Regions from separate parts of the Homo sapiens genome. Here regions 2, 3, 4 and 5 are each linked to region 1. Evidence: chromatin contacts called from ENCODE Hi-C or POLR2A ChIA-PET data. All regions are on one chromosome and are shown on one strand. The core of a region is the stretch at or near the end of the contact, and the rest is flanking DNA. Distances in the headings are between cores, read along the strand shown.

What was found. Hi-C counts contacts between places; a loop is a spot of excess contacts on that map. ChIA-PET counts read pairs that join two places held with the same protein, here RNA polymerase II (POLR2A). Pooled maps may share reads with other maps.
Region 2: a loop to region 1 is called in a pooled map, with 7 times the contacts of the local background. The contact joins the enhancer-like site here to the promoter of MNT in region 1. A Hi-C loop is called at or near these places in 2 of 37 single-sample maps with no recorded cell type and 5 of 50 pooled maps.
Region 3: a pooled map shows a loop between it and region 1 (7-fold over the local background). The contact joins the promoter of TRPV3 here to the promoter of MNT in region 1. A Hi-C loop is called at or near these places in 3 of 37 single-sample maps with no recorded cell type and 3 of 50 pooled maps. POLR2A ChIA-PET finds 5 or more read pairs at or near these places in 2 of 52 experiments (GM12878 and activated CD4-positive, alpha-beta T cell).
Region 4: a pooled map shows a loop between it and region 1 (3-fold over the local background). The contact joins the enhancer-like site here to the promoter of MNT in region 1. A Hi-C loop is called at or near these places in 1 of 37 single-sample maps with no recorded cell type and 2 of 50 pooled maps. POLR2A ChIA-PET finds 5 or more read pairs at or near these places in 2 of 52 experiments (BJ and activated CD4-positive, alpha-beta T cell).
Region 5: a loop to region 1 is called in a pooled map, with 19 times the contacts of the local background. The contact joins the promoter of YWHAE here to the promoter of MNT in region 1. A Hi-C loop is called at or near these places in 10 of 50 pooled maps. POLR2A ChIA-PET finds 5 or more read pairs at or near these places in 2 of 52 experiments (WTC11 and activated CD4-positive, alpha-beta T cell).

Annotation. Positions count from the first base shown.
Region 1 is chr17:2,399,664-2,402,415 of GRCh38, reverse strand. It overlaps MNT (MAX network transcriptional repressor), which reads left to right and starts at 1,356. Exons shown (of 6, transcript NM_020310.3): 1 at 1,356-1,776. The coding sequence starts at 1,704. RefSeq lists enhancers at 1-389, 761-810, 2,101-2,671, 2,672-2,752 and silencers at 111-430, 1,081-1,390, 1,581-1,660, 1,811-1,870, 2,391-2,752.
Region 2 is chr17:1,202,200-1,204,951 of GRCh38, reverse strand. It overlaps a transcript of ABR not described here. Among named protein-coding and RNA genes, the nearest start is that of ABR-AS1, 22 kb to the right of the region's middle. Within about 2 kb of position 1,370, at least 24 of the 41 ENCODE cell types and tissues checked have a DNase peak (open chromatin) inside an H3K27ac peak, as active enhancers do.
Region 3 is chr17:3,556,562-3,559,313 of GRCh38, reverse strand. TRPV3 (transient receptor potential cation channel subfamily V member 3) reads left to right here and starts at 1,502. Exons shown (of 18, transcript NM_145068.4): 1 at 1,502-1,638. RefSeq lists enhancers at 1-485, 394-623, 654-703, 784-843, 486-1,302 and 2 more and a silencer at 2,484-2,543.
Region 4 is chr17:1,364,223-1,366,974 of GRCh38, reverse strand. It overlaps YWHAE (tyrosine 3-monooxygenase/tryptophan 5-monooxygenase activation protein epsilon), which reads left to right. Exons shown (of 6, transcript NM_006761.5): 2 at 1,917-2,116. Among named protein-coding and RNA genes, the nearest start is that of YWHAE, 35 kb to the left of the region's middle. Within about 2 kb of position 1,339, at least 10 of the 41 ENCODE cell types and tissues checked have a DNase peak (open chromatin) inside an H3K27ac peak, as active enhancers do.
Region 5 is chr17:1,398,813-1,401,564 of GRCh38, reverse strand. YWHAE (tyrosine 3-monooxygenase/tryptophan 5-monooxygenase activation protein epsilon) reads left to right here and starts at 1,343. Exons shown (of 6, transcript NM_006761.5): 1 at 1,343-1,518. The coding sequence starts at 1,455. RefSeq lists enhancers at 845-1,482, 1,483-2,120, 2,121-2,752.

The sequences.
Region 1 (2,752 bases), core at 107-2,606:
AGAGTGCCCCCGCTTCGGGAGAGAGGAGCAGGTGGAATACGGAACGACCTTAGGCGAGTCCTTGGCCGTCACGGCCTCAGTTTCCTTATGTGTGAAGTGAGAGGATTTAAGGGCAGCCGGCCTCAAAGAGCTAACTCTCCGATTGCACCCGAGCTCCCCTAAACACTCGAGCCCGGAAGACGCGGGCGGGCGGGCGGGCGACGGGGGGTCCCTCCCTCTGGGGAGCGCGGTTCCAGCCGGCCGCAGCGGACCCCGCCCCCGCGCCCCGCCCACCGCCGGTCGCCAGGCGCGGGGAGGGCCGGGCTTCCGCCCTCCACGTTGTTGTTCCCGATTTGGGCCACGCCCCCCGGTCTGGGCTGCGGGCGCTTCGTGTTCCCCGCCCTGGCCCCGGCCCCAGAGGAAAGGGTGGCCCATGGGGTGGCACAGTCCGTATCTCCACCCACATCGAATACGCGTGGACAAAGACTGGAGTTCAGGGGAAGGAAAGATAAAGGCCTGGTTTTAAATGGAAGGTGGTGAAAAGGAATGGAGAGGCCAGGGCACGACTGCGGGATTCCCCTTACGGCATCCCACCCTGGGTTCGCCCAGTGGCCCCATCCGCACCCGCGAATGTGACCTGCAGACACTGGCCCTTTAAACCGAAGGCTGGCGGCGCGGGGTGTCCATGTGGAGCTGCTCCATGCCGTGTTGTCCTGCCCGCCCATTGGCTCGCGGCCCGGTGACGTCCCCTAATAGGATGCGAACGCACTGCGGGGGGAGGAACGGAGACAAAACGCGGAGCCGGACTGCCGCTCCGCTCCCTCCGCTGGTTCTCTTGACAGTCTCCAGTCGCCGGCAGCTCCGCCCAGGGGCGGATCCCGGGGGAATTGCGACAGCCCGGCGATTGCGGGATTTAGGTCGCGAGTGGGTGGAGCGTGGAGACCCAGGGTCAGGCCAGTCTCTGCCATTCCCAAGGTTTCCCTGACCCGGAATATCCTGGTTGGAACTCTGTTAAATCTTGAATTGTTCACCCTACCCTCCCTCCAGCAGGACAGATTTCGTCGTGAACGACCCAAACGCACCGCCCCGGCCCAACTTGTGGCTTGCAGCCGGGGCGGGGCCAGCAGGAAAGCGGAACCGCGGCGCGCACACCCCGCTCGGACCTCTCCCTCCCTGCCCGGGCCACGTGTGCGCGCGCCGGATCCGGGGGGCGGGGCCAGCAGCGCAGGACCCGCCCCTCCCTTCGCGAGACGCCGCGGCCCTGCGGGCGGGGGCTCCGGTCCGGGCTTTGGCTGTGGCCCCGGTGTAGTAGCGGGGGCGGCGGCCGGGGGCAGCGCGGCTCCTTCCCTTGTTGTGTGTGTCGGTGCCTCCTCGCCATCTTGTTGCAAAGCCCTTTCTTGTCGGCGGGACTCCCGGGGGCCGCGGGGCGGGAGGCATCGGAAGGGAGGTAGAGAGGGAGGGGAAGAAGGGAGGCAGTGCCGCCTTTTTTTTTTTTTTGCATCCCATTTTTTTAAATTTGCAATTTTATATTTTGCAAATATTTTGAGAGACATTGATTTTTCTCCCCGTGCTCCCCCGTTCTTCCCTGCGGAGTGCGCTGCGCCGCCCAGCCCTGTCGCCCCCCGGAGGTGATCCCTCCCTCCTGCCTGCCCGCCAGCCTGACCTGTGCCCGGCTCGCGGGCCGCAGCCTCGGCCCCGGCGCGCCCCCGGCAGCTCTCGGCGCGATGAGCATAGAGACGCTACTGGAGGCGGCCCGCTTCCTGGAATGGCAAGCGCAGCAACAACAGAGAGCACGTGGTGAGCGGCCGGGCTGGGCCCCTGGGGCACTGGGGAAGGGGAAGCGAGTGACCCCGGTCCCCGAACCCACGCGAAACCGCGGACAGGGCCCCCTCCCGGGCGGCCTGCGGAGCCTGGCAGCGCACGGCTCCCCGCGAGAGCCGCCGCCTGGGGAGGGGTGATGTGGGCAGTGAAATTAATTAATGAATTCATTAACATGCTGCGAGGGACCTGGCTCCTGCGGGCGCCACCCCGGCTGCGTGGCACCCCTGTGCCCCTTCTGTGGTGGGCTGCTTTTGCGTGGGCCAGCGGAGCCCTCGGTGGCACTGAGGATGTGTGAGCCGGGGGGTGGGGTGAGGAATGGTGTTGCGTGGGGGTGGCAGGCTCGCGTGTGCGTGCGTGTGTGCACGGGGGATGTGTGATGTGAGCCTCGGGAAGAGCAGATGAACGGACGTGTACACGGGCGTGTGTATAGCACACGAGTGGGCGTGTGTGTAACGGAGTGGGGGTGGGGACTACTCTACGCGGAGCAGCTCTTCGGCTTCCCTGGCCCCGTGGGGAGGGTGCGGGGGGCGCTCCCGGCAGATCTACGCGCCGCTTGGGGCGGAGGCGGCCTTTGCAGAATGAAATGACATCGCGTGTCTTATGATCCTGGCCAGCCCCGCCTGACCCCGCCTCCCAGAGCTGGGCTGGGCTGCGCGTCCGGGGTTTGGGTGAAAGCCGGGCTAATTGGGCGTTTGCGAAATGGCCCGCGGGTCGCTGGGGGTCAGCCCCCGGGCCCCCCTCGCTGCGCCCCGCTTTAGCCAGTGTGGAATGTGGCGTGTCTGCGCGTTCCAAACCCGCTCTCGCCTGGAATGTTGCGTGTGCCTGCGTTCCGAGCCCGTTGGTTACACCGGGTGGTGACGTGGACGGGCTCCGCCCCCGACCACGTGCACCGGGGACACTCCTGCTGGGGACGGCGCGGCCCGGCCCCTCCTCACCGCCTCGCGCTCGGCCG
Region 2 (2,752 bases), core at 121-2,620, 1.2 Mb after region 1:
AGCCTGGGTGATAGCGCGAGACTCAGTCTCAAAAAAAAAAAAAAAAAAAAGAAAAAGAAAAAGAAAAGAAAAAAAGAGGTTCTGAGAAATGTGTAGATGATTTCACTGTTGTGCAAGCATCATAGTATATTTTACACAAACCTAAATACAAAAATCACCTGGCTGTATATTTCACACAAACCTAAATACTAACATACAGCCCAGGTACATAGTAGGCTCAATGGTATAGCCCACTATGTGATATAGATATGATATATGATATAGACAGCTTACTGCTCCTAGGTACGAACCTGTATAGCAGGTCACTATACTGAATACTATAGGCCGTTGTAACACAATGGAAAATGTTTGTGTATCTGAACACGTCTAAGCGTACAAAAGGTACAGGAAAAAATACAGGATTATAATCTTCTGGACCACCTTTGTATATATAGTCCTTTCAGGTCATATGGCTCAGGACTGTAGTTTGAACCCATGTTTCTCATTTTTTTTGTTTGTTTGTTTTTTGAGACAGAGTCTCGCTGTGTCGCCCATGCTGGAGCGCAGTGGCGCAATCTCGGCTCACTGCAACCTCTGCCTCCCGGGTTCAAGCGATTCTCCTGCCTCAGCCTCCCGAGTAGCTGGGATTACAGGCGCGCACCACCACGCCCGGATAATGTTTTGTATTTTAGTAGAGACGGGGTTTCACCATGCCGTCCAGGCTGGTCTCGAACTCCCAACCTCAGGTGATCCGCCCGCCTCGTCCTCCCAAAGTGCTGGGATGACAGGCCTGAGCCACCGCGCCCGGCCCACATTAAGTCTTTAAATGCCCCGCTGGGGACTAAGATGCCCCTGGTGGAATCCAGGAGCCCTGGTGGTGGCTTCTGCGGGGCCCAGGCCGAGATGAGGGAGAGGCCGGGAGGAGTGGACTGGGCTGGCCCGTGGGCCGGGGGTCGGTGGTTTCTCGTGCCCTCCCCTCGGCTCCAGGGATTTCCCCCGTGAAGCCGGCACCGAGGTCCGGACAGGAAAGCACTTTGAGCCATGGATTTATGTAAAATCCAGATGAGGAGCTGGAGCTGGTTTCTCCTCCCGCGTCAGGCGGCGCCACCGGAACGTCCTGGCGGGACACACACTCACGCCACACCCCCTGGCGGGTCTCTCGCCACGCGGAGAGAGCGCCCGAGCCCCCTTCGCCCCGCGAGGTTCCCAGGGTGTAGGCAGGCCCGGGGGGCGCCATCCGCCTTCCTGCGCGAGTCACGGACACGACCCGGGCCCTGAAGGCGTCTGCATCACCGCTCCCGCCGAAACCTCAGAAACCGAGGCCGAACACTCGCCGGGCTCCTCGCAGCGGCGGCGGGCGGTGACTCAGGGGTTCCCGACTGGATTAACCGCGCCTGGAGGACTAGGCAGCCCGGGCGACTTACCGCAGCCTCATCACGTGACCAGGACCTGCGGCCCCCGCCCCCGCAGACTCCGTCCCCGCGGGCCCCGCCCCCGCAGACTCCGTCCCCGCGGGCCCCGCCCCCGCAGACTCCGTCCCCGCGGGCCCCGCCCCCGCAGACTCCGCCCCCCGCGGGCCCCGCCCCCTCAAGGCCCCGCCCCCACGGGGGACCGCCCCGCAGGCTCCTCCCCGCGGACCCCGCCCCCCATGGACTCCGCCCCCACGAGCCGGGCCACGCCCCCTGAGGACTGCGCGGGAGCCTGGCTGGATCCGAAGCCCCTTCCAAGGAGTCTCCCCAGGATCCTCTGCTCACACCGGCAAGTGAAAGACCTTTTAAAAGGAATGGGGCTGGGCGCGATGGCTCACGCCTGTCATCCCAGCACTCTGGGAGGCCGAGGCGGGCGGATCACCTGAGGTCGGGAGTTCGAGACCAGCCTGGCCAACATGATGAAACCTCGTCGCTACTAAAAATACAAAATTAGCCAGGCGTGGTGGTGCATGCCTTTAATCCCACCTACTTGGGAGGCTGAGGCAGGAGAATTGCTTGAACTCGGGAGGCGGAGGTTGTAGTGAACCGAGATCACACCACTGTACTGTAGCCTGGGGGACAGAGCAAGACTCCATCTTAAAAAAAAAAAAAAAGTAATGGCAAAAACAGCAATTACTTTTGCACCAACCTAAATAGTAGGGTTCGAGGAGAGCTGAGCTGACCACTTTCTCCCAAGCAGTAGAAGCTTCCTTGTTGAAACAAGAGGGCCATTTGTCTCCAAGGTCTCTGTTTCTAGCCGCAGTGTTTCCTAACCCTAAACCTAGGCCTATTTCATCAAGGGTCAGCGGATTAGGAGTAGATGGCTATGGATCACCTTCCCTTTCCTAACAGGGTCTTCATTTCATGCAACATTTGCTGCCAGCTCATATGTGAAGATGTGAAAAGGGGGCAGCTGGGGCCTTTCAGAAGAGGGTCAGGAATCTGAGCCTCTTTGTCCATAGGGGAAATACTCTGAATGCAACTTCATCATGAGTGGGCACGTGTGTGTTTGGGGACTGTTCGCTGAAGAGTATAGGAAAGAGACAGCCGGGATCCCCTTTGAATTTGCAATTTAGAATGAGTGATCTAAGATGAGTAATAAGAGGTTGGAGATTCTCTTTTGAATGTGCGCTCTGGGGCTCTGGTATGGCTGCATCTGTTATAAAGAGGTTCTTGGGCCAGGTGCGGTGTCTCACACCTGTAATCCCAGCACTTTGGGAGGCCGAAGGGGGTGGATCACCTGAGGTCGGGAGTTGGAGACCAGCCTAGCCAACATGGGGAAACCCCATCTATGCTAAAAATAC
Region 3 (2,752 bases), core at 253-2,752, 1.2 Mb before region 1:
TGCCTCTCATAGCAGAGCGGGGGTCCCCTTCTTCCTTGCTGGGCACAGGGCACACCTCTGGGTGGGAGACAGGGGCCTTTTTCACCAGCTCCCACCTGCCCTCTGAGAAAAGTTATGAACACGAGCAAAATGGAAGCACTGACATTTGGCAGCAGCTTCCTCCCCAGGCGTCTGAGCCGCCAGAGGCAAACAGGGAGGGCGCGGGGCTGGGTCGGGAGAGGGTGAGTAAGCTAGTGGCCGGAGGCCGTGCTCAACCCCAGATCGGGCTTTTCCGGTCGAGTTTCAGGCACAGTCATGAGATTTCAGATTGTGAGTGGGAACTTCAGGACCCCCTGACTTCAACGGCAGAAGCGGTCTCCTGCTTCACCCACACCCTCAAGTCTGGTCTGCCCCTTACCGGCCATAGGTCCTGCTCTCCCGTGGCCTAGAAGCCTCACCTGCCTCCTGCCTCCTCCCCAGGCCAGGCAGGTTGTGATGATGAGGGATTGAGAGGCTCACAGCTGGGGATTTCCCTGCCCATCAGGCGCCAGCTGCGGCCGCGTCAGCAGAGACTTCCTGCTCTGTCCCAGCTGTGTCTTGTCCACATCTCGCCCCGGGGAGCAGGTGTGCAGTTCCTGAGTGACGCGAGACACACACGGCCATCCTGACTCACTCCACCCACTTCACAGCTGCAGCCTGGGCCAGGAGAGAGGGCACCGATTCCTTCTATGACGCCCTGGCCTTGGAGAAGGGCAACCTGGGCAGTTGCTGGGAGAATACATTGAGATGACAAAAGCAATCATAGCTAAGAGCTGACATTGTTTATTGAGTTCTTGCCGTGCCCTGGGCCTTGTTCTGGCCCTTTCTACTTGTACTTGTTGAAGCCCCACGATAACCTTGCAAAGTGGGTTTATGAAGCACGTTTCACAGATGAGGAGACTGAGGCTCGGAGAAATGACCTGCTAAGGTCATTCAGCCAGGAAGGGGTGAGGCTGACACTAAGGGCCATGATGCGTGACTGCTGGTGGACAGCATTAAATGGGGACTTCCGTCCCCGAGAGACCTGATCCCAGGAACCGACTTTTGAGAACAAGTGCCGAGTCTTGGGGCTGGCCACCCTGAGGTCAACCAGGCTAGGCCTGGGCTGCGGTCTTCCCTCCCAGGGGACAGAGCAGAGCGCTTGACTCTTCACTAGGCCCTCCCACCTCTGTGATCTCTTTGGCTCTTCACGGCTCCCTTGGAAAGTAGATGTTATCATTCCCATTTCCTAGTTGGAAAAATAGGCCTGAGATGGGCAGTCCCTGCCCAGCATGGAATGCCAGAGAGGGAGGAGTTGGACCCACAACTTCGATCTTGGCACCTGCGGCCTCCCCTGCCTTTTCTCCGGTGGGGATGAGGCTGCTGTGTGGGTGTGGGGGTGACTCACACGGGCCACGTGGGTGGGCGGGTGCTGCAGCTGTGGCTGGTGGGCGTGGCCTGCCTGGCGCCGAGGGCAGGTGGCTCAGCCAGTTCTGCCTCTGACGCCTCATTCCAGCCATCCCTCTGCCTGCAATGAGAGCTTCCCGCCGCCTCAGCCACAGTCCCACCCGGGGGCCTTGGGCCCCAGACATGCGGTGATCTCAGGGCAAGGGTTGCCACGACCACCCAGAACCTCACCAGGTGAGTCTTCTGTGCACAAGGCAGCTGGTGATCTCCAAGGCCCCTGGGGAGCCCAGAGCGTGGCCCTCAGAGGTCCTCTGGGCCATGTCTGCCCTTGGCCAATAGGCCTTGGGAGGAGGGTTGGAAGGAGCTTGGGCCCCAGCCAGGGGCCCACTCTTGGCTGTAGGGAGGCACTCTTGGCTGCACTCTTGGCTGTAGGGATGTGTGAGAATATAGGTCCTTACAGACTCAGGAACATTCCCCTGAGGTTTGGGAATCCTGGGGAGGGACATCTCAATCTCACCACTGCTGGGGGCAGAGGAGAGGCTCCTGCCTCCCGAGGCTGACCCAGGGAGGTGGCTTTCTGGGGCAGGATTGTGATGGGAGTTCAGGATGGGAGGAGGTGGCCCCACCGTGGGAGACAGACGGGGCCCAGGCATCTCACAGGTGCTGAGTCAGCAGCTGTGGCTCCGCGGCCTGGTCTGTCGCCCGGGAAAGGCCATTTCAATCAGTGTCAGGGATTGGGAGAGAGAGGGAGGGCCAGGGCAACAAGAGAGTCCAGCAGGTGAGAACGTGGGGTTTACGGGGTGACTCAGGGAGCTAATGATAGCTGCTGCGGCCCTAGTCCAGAGTTCCCTGAGCCTCTCCTGCCCCAGAGGCCCAGGGCAGGCCACATTCTCGGGCCCAGAGAAGAGAGAGAGCAACCAGCTCTCAGGGCCACAGAGTCCTTGGGGACCATTCAGCCCACTTCTCAGAAAGGAAACCAGAGGCCCTGGGAGGGGCAAGAGACGTGCCCTTCTTCTGTCTCCTTCACGCTCGGTGCATCCCAGCCTTTTAGTCCACCAAAGGCCACGTGGGGATGGGGAAAGCCATAGAGGCTGCCCATCCTCATCAGGCCGTGACTGGACACGGGAGGGCCGGGTGCCCAGGAGTCCCTCTCTGTGGGCTACTCCACCTGCCTGGCCTCAAGGTTGCCTACGCTCCAGGGCCAAAGCTCTCCCTCGCCGATGCCTCCTCCATCCTGAGCCTGCTCCCTTTGAGTTGGAGGGCGGGGGACTCTCTCCAGCCTGATGACACCTGGCTCCGGAAACTTCCTCCAGGAAGCTTTCCTATTGGGGTAGGATCACCAGTGGCC
Region 4 (2,752 bases), core at 90-2,589, 1.0 Mb after region 1:
TAGTGTTTTGGTTTTTGTTTTGTGTTTTTTTTTGAAACGGAGTCTCACTCTGTCACCCAGGCTGGAATGCAGTGGTGCAATCTCAGCTCACTGCAACCTCTGCCTCCCAGGTTCAAGCAGTTCTCCTGCCTCAGCCTTCCTGGTAGCTGGGATTACAAGCGTGCACCACCATGCCCAGCTAATTTTTGTATTTTTAGTAGAGACGGGTTTCACCATGTTGGCCAGGCTGGTCTCGAACTCCTGACCTCAGGCGATCCACCCACCTTGGCCTCCCAAAGTGCTGAGATTACAGGTGTGATCCACCGTGCCCGTCCAATTTAGTAGTGTTTTATGAAGTCACCATCTCTTTCATACCTATTAGTTAAGGTATGCTTATGCTTAGGGTGTTAATGAAAGCTAAGGATGCTTATTTAAATGCAGATTCTTTCTTTTGGTTTTTTTTGAGATGGAGTCTGCTCTGTTGCCCCAGGTGGCATACAGTGGGGCGATCTCAGTTGCAATCTCTGCCTCCTGGGTTCAAGCAATTCTGCTGCCTCAGCTTCCCAAGTAGCTGTAATTACAGGCGCGCACCACCAAACGCAGCTAATTTTTGTATTTTTAGTAGAGACCGTTTCACCACGTTGGCCAGGCTGGCCTTGAATTCGTGACCTCAAATGATCTGCCCACCTTGGCCTCCCACAGTTCTGGGATTATATGCATGAGCCACTACATCCAGCCTATTTTTATTTTTATTTTTATTTTATTTATTCTATTTTTTTTTTTTTGAGGTGGAGTCTCTGTTGCTGGGCTGGAGTGCAGCGGCATGATCTTGGCTCACTGCAATCTCCACCTTCTGGGTTCAAGCGATTCTCCTGTCTCAGTCTCTAGAGTACCTGGGACTACAGGCGTGCATCACCACGCCCAGCTAATTTTTGTATTTTTAGTAGAGACAGTGTTTCACCATGTTGGCCAGGATAGTCTTTATCTCTTGACCTGGTGATGTGCCACCTCGGCCTGCCAAAGTGCTGGGATTTACAGGCATGAGCCACTGTGCCCAGCCTCTGTTTTTATTTTTTAGAGACAGGGTCTCGAACTCCTGAGCTCGAGTGATTCTCCTGCCTCAGCTCTCAAAGTGCTAGGGGTATGAGCCACTTACTCCTGGCCCTAAAATGCAGATTCTTGAGTCTCATCACCAAAGATTGAAACGTGGGTAATGTTGGAGAGCCACATGGTAATATGGCATCAAAAATAAGTTTTTATTAATGTATTTATTCAGTTACTATTTCTTGTGCTGTTTGTGGCGCTTTGCATTCACACGCCGTTGTGTTTCCCTATGCTTGCGGTAGATGCCAAGGCTTTTCTGGGCCCCTTTCTTTGCTCGCCACCTAGTGGTAACAAGTAGGAATCATCAGAAGTTTTACCAATGAAGGAGCTTCATACGAGGAAGGATAGAAAACATCCAAAGTCTGTTGGTGGCCAACCATATACTCCGTATATTTTTGCTGTATGAACAAATTCCCCTTCCTTTTGTATTTTTGGAAATACTATTTATTTGTGAGACAATACATTTTAGAACCTGTAAATTCTTAATCTTTCTCTTAAACTGACAGCTCATTTTTTTTTGCTGGAAAATAGTTAGGTGTGCCTAATTACCTTATTTAATGAGAGGTGCTTTCAGACCACACTAAATTATATTAGATAGTATATGAAGTCTTTCTCACTCCACCTAACTACCTTCTGGAGTCTTTGTATTGGCTCTTAGTTTGGTTTCCTTTACATGTTTTTGGCTTTTTACTCATATTAGTTTTGATGATTATGAAATTATTTTTGTTAAAATGTTTTTTTCGCAGTAGCTTGACAGAAAAAAACTACTTTGAAAGGAATATGTTAAGAAAACTTCAAATTTGTAAGGTCTGACTTTTCCTTTTCCCATACAGAAATGGTGGAGTCAATGAAGAAAGTAGCAGGGATGGATGTGGAGCTGACAGTTGAAGAAAGAAACCTCCTATCTGTTGCATATAAGAATGTGATTGGAGCTAGAAGAGCCTCCTGGAGAATAATCAGCAGCATTGAACAGAAAGAAGAAAACAAGGGAGGAGAAGACAAGCTAAAAATGATTCGGGAATATCGGCAAATGGTGAGATTGTTGTGCCATCATCCCCCCTTATCCACAGTTTGAGTTACCTGTAGGACGGTACACTTAAGATTTTGAGAGAAAAGGAGACTACATTCATATAACTTGTATTACAGTATGTTATAATGTTTCTGATATTGATCTTTGTGCCTGGTTTATAAGTTAAACTTACCCGTGGCTATGCATGAGGACAAAACATAGTCTGTATCAGGTTTGGTATTTTCCATGGTTTCATCACATCCACTGGCAGGTCTCAATGGATCCCTCTTGGATAAGGGGGAACTATTGTATTTTCAAGCAAAATGATGACTGTTTTTTAAAAAAATATGGTGGGTTGGCCAGGCGCGGTGGCTCAGGCCTGTAATCCCAGCACTTTGGGAGGCTGAGGTGGGCGGATCACGAGGTCAGGAGATCGAGACCATCCTGGCTAACATGGTGAAACCCCGTCTCTACTAAAAATACAAAACATTAGCTGGGCGTGGTGGCGGGAGCCTGTGGTCCCAGCTACTCGGGAGGCTGAGGCAGGAGAATGGTGTGAATCCGGGAGGCGGAGCTTGCGGTGAGCCGAGATCGCACTGCTGCACTCCAGCCTGGGTGACAGAGCGCGAGACTCCATCTAAAAAAAAAAAAAAGCACCCA
Region 5 (2,752 bases), core at 94-2,593, 1.0 Mb after region 1:
GACAAAGATCAGTGTGAGGGGAAAGTTGAGGCGTGAAAACTGGAGCTCCCCTGTCCCTGACAACTGTAACAGGGCCCAGTTCGTTTTTTTTCTTTTTCTTTGTTTTGAGACAGAGTTGTGCTCTTGTTGCCCAGGCTGGAGTGCAATGGTGTGCTCTCGGTTCACTGCACCCTCCCACTCCCGGGTTCAAGCGATTCTCCTGCCTCAGCCTCTGGAGTAGCTGGGATTACAGGCATGCACCACCACGCCCAGCTAATTTTTGTATATATATATAATTTTTCTTTTGAAACACAGTCTCACACTGTCGCCTGGGCTGGAGTGCAATGGGAGGATCTCGGCTCACTGTAACCTCCGCCTCCCGGGTTCAAGAGATTCTCCTGCCTCAGCCTCCTGAGTAGCTGGGATGACAGGCATGCACCACCATGCCAAGCTAATTTTTTGTATTTTTAGTAGAGACGGGGTTTCACTATATTGGCCAGGCTGGTCTCGAACTCCTGACCTTGTGATCCTCCCGCCTTGGCCTCCCAAAGTGCTGGGATGACAGGCATGAGCCGCCGCGCCCGGCCAGGGCCCGGTTCGTTACCCTGAGTCTAAAAGTGTCTGAAAAAGGCCCATGACCAGGCTTGGCCGAGAAAACTAGGACGTGGGCTGGGCGCGGTGGCTCACCCCTGGAATCCCAGCGCTTTGGGAGGCCGAGGGGGGGCGGATCATCTGAGGTCGGGAGTTCGAGACCAGCCTGGCCAACATGGTGAAACCCCATCTCTATTAAAAATACAAAAGCTGGGGGTGGTGGCGGGGGCCTGAAATCCCAGCTACTCGAGAGGCTGAGGCAGCAGAATCACTTGAACCCGGGAAGGCGGACGTTGTGGTAACCCGAGATCGCACCACTGCACTCCAGCCTGGGGAACAAGAGGGAAACTCCGTCTCAAAAAGAAAAAAGAAAAAAGAAAAAAGAAAAGAAAACCAGGGCGCGGTAGTGACAGCCTCAGATTTCGGGAAAGAAGACCTGCCATGACAGAAACCGTTACAGCCTCCGTCGTTCTTTTCCGCAGGTCGGGCCTCGGGCCCCGGTCTGACCCAGGTCTCTCGCTGGCTTTTTTCAGGAGCAGTCCCGGCCGGCCCCGCCTCAGCCCTTCTCGTTCCCCGGGGGCCGCTCCCTTTCGGCAGTCGCAGTTCCCGCCTCTGGGCTCCGGCGCCCGCTGAGCCGACAGAGGAGAGGCGTCTCGTGCGCTCGTTCCAGCCGCTTCGGGCGCCGAGTTCCAGGACCCGCCCCCCGCGCCAGTTGCCAGGGAGCGGTTGCCATAGAGCTGAGCAGTTGTCCGCGTGCGCAGGCGGAAGTCCCGGATTGAGGCGCCGCCATTTTTGCTGCCCGGACGCGGAGCGAGAGGCTGAGAGAGTCGGAGACACTATCCGCTTCCATCCGTCGCGCAGACCCTGCCGGAGCCGCTGCCGCTATGGATGATCGAGAGGATCTGGTGTACCAGGCGAAGCTGGCCGAGCAGGCTGAGCGATACGACGGTGAGTTGGGGGGGCAACGGGGGGCTGGAATTCTCGGACCCTCTGCCGCCGCCCACAGAGGCCGGGAACAGGAGACAAAATGGCGGCATCGTCTGCGAGCCTGGCCCGGGGGCTTGGGTTCGGGAAGCAGGAAATGGCCTGGGAGCTCCCGGGGCGATGGGAGGCTCTATGCCCTGGAATGTGACCCCTTCGCCGTCCTTAACTGCAAACAACTCGCGGGCCGGGAGGCCGGGGCGACGGGGTGGAGGAGTTGGTTGTAAAATGGCGGCTGGGGGGAGGGCGAGTCCCGGGGCGGGGGAGGGGGAGGAGATGGCGGGTGCTGTCTCCGAACGAGCCACCCTCATGGGAGCTTCTGGGACGGCCTTGGGATGTGGAGAACAATTGGGTGGGGTGACGGGGGAAGCAGCACCCGCCACATGGGAGAGAGCGAAGACCGGGAGCTGTAGCGCGGGCGCCTTTCAGGGAAATATGGCGGGTGGGGGCGGTGGCTTTTCCCCGGAGGCCCCGTGTGGGGCGGCGGCCGTGGAGTCTCACAAAGGAGGACCTTTGAGAGCGATGGGCTTCCTCAGGCCTGAGGTGGGGGACAGTCGTGGATGATGGTGGGGGGAGAGGGGTGAGTGGGAATCACTGCAGTTCGTCTTCGGGCGGTGGCAGGCTCCCATGCTGCGATCGGGTTTCTTTCCCGTAGGCCGGCACCTCGTAGTGAGGGGTTTCGGGGCTTTTCCTCCTCGTCGTCTTCTGGGGAGGCCCAGAAAATCCTCACTCCCTCCCTTTCCTCAGACTTAAAACAGGAGATCTCGAAGTTCCTGTAACCTTTCTCTGGCTCCATCACCCGTGGGTTCTGATGGATAGAACCAGGAGGCCACGACTCTGAGAGTTCGAGCCTTTGTAGAGCCCGAGCCTCCGTCCCCCCGTTTGTAAAAACGATGACTTTACAGTTTGTGCGCACCGTGATGACAAATGGGAAGACCTGTTGAAATAAAGTTATTTCCAATAGTGTTCAGTAACTGTATTTTGGTTGACTCTGCAGGCTCGGAATGCTGGTCTGTACTTCGTGGGGGATCTTAACCTATTCCAGGCGCTCGGCTGAGGCTGGGTTTTTTGAGTTATGAAGGTTGAAGATCCTGTTGCTTTCTTTTTTTCCGTTTTAAATAAATGGGTTTATGTAGAAATATTAGTAGGTCCTCTTTGTTCGTTGTTCTTTTGCCCCTAATGGGTTCTCCAGTCCTTTTTC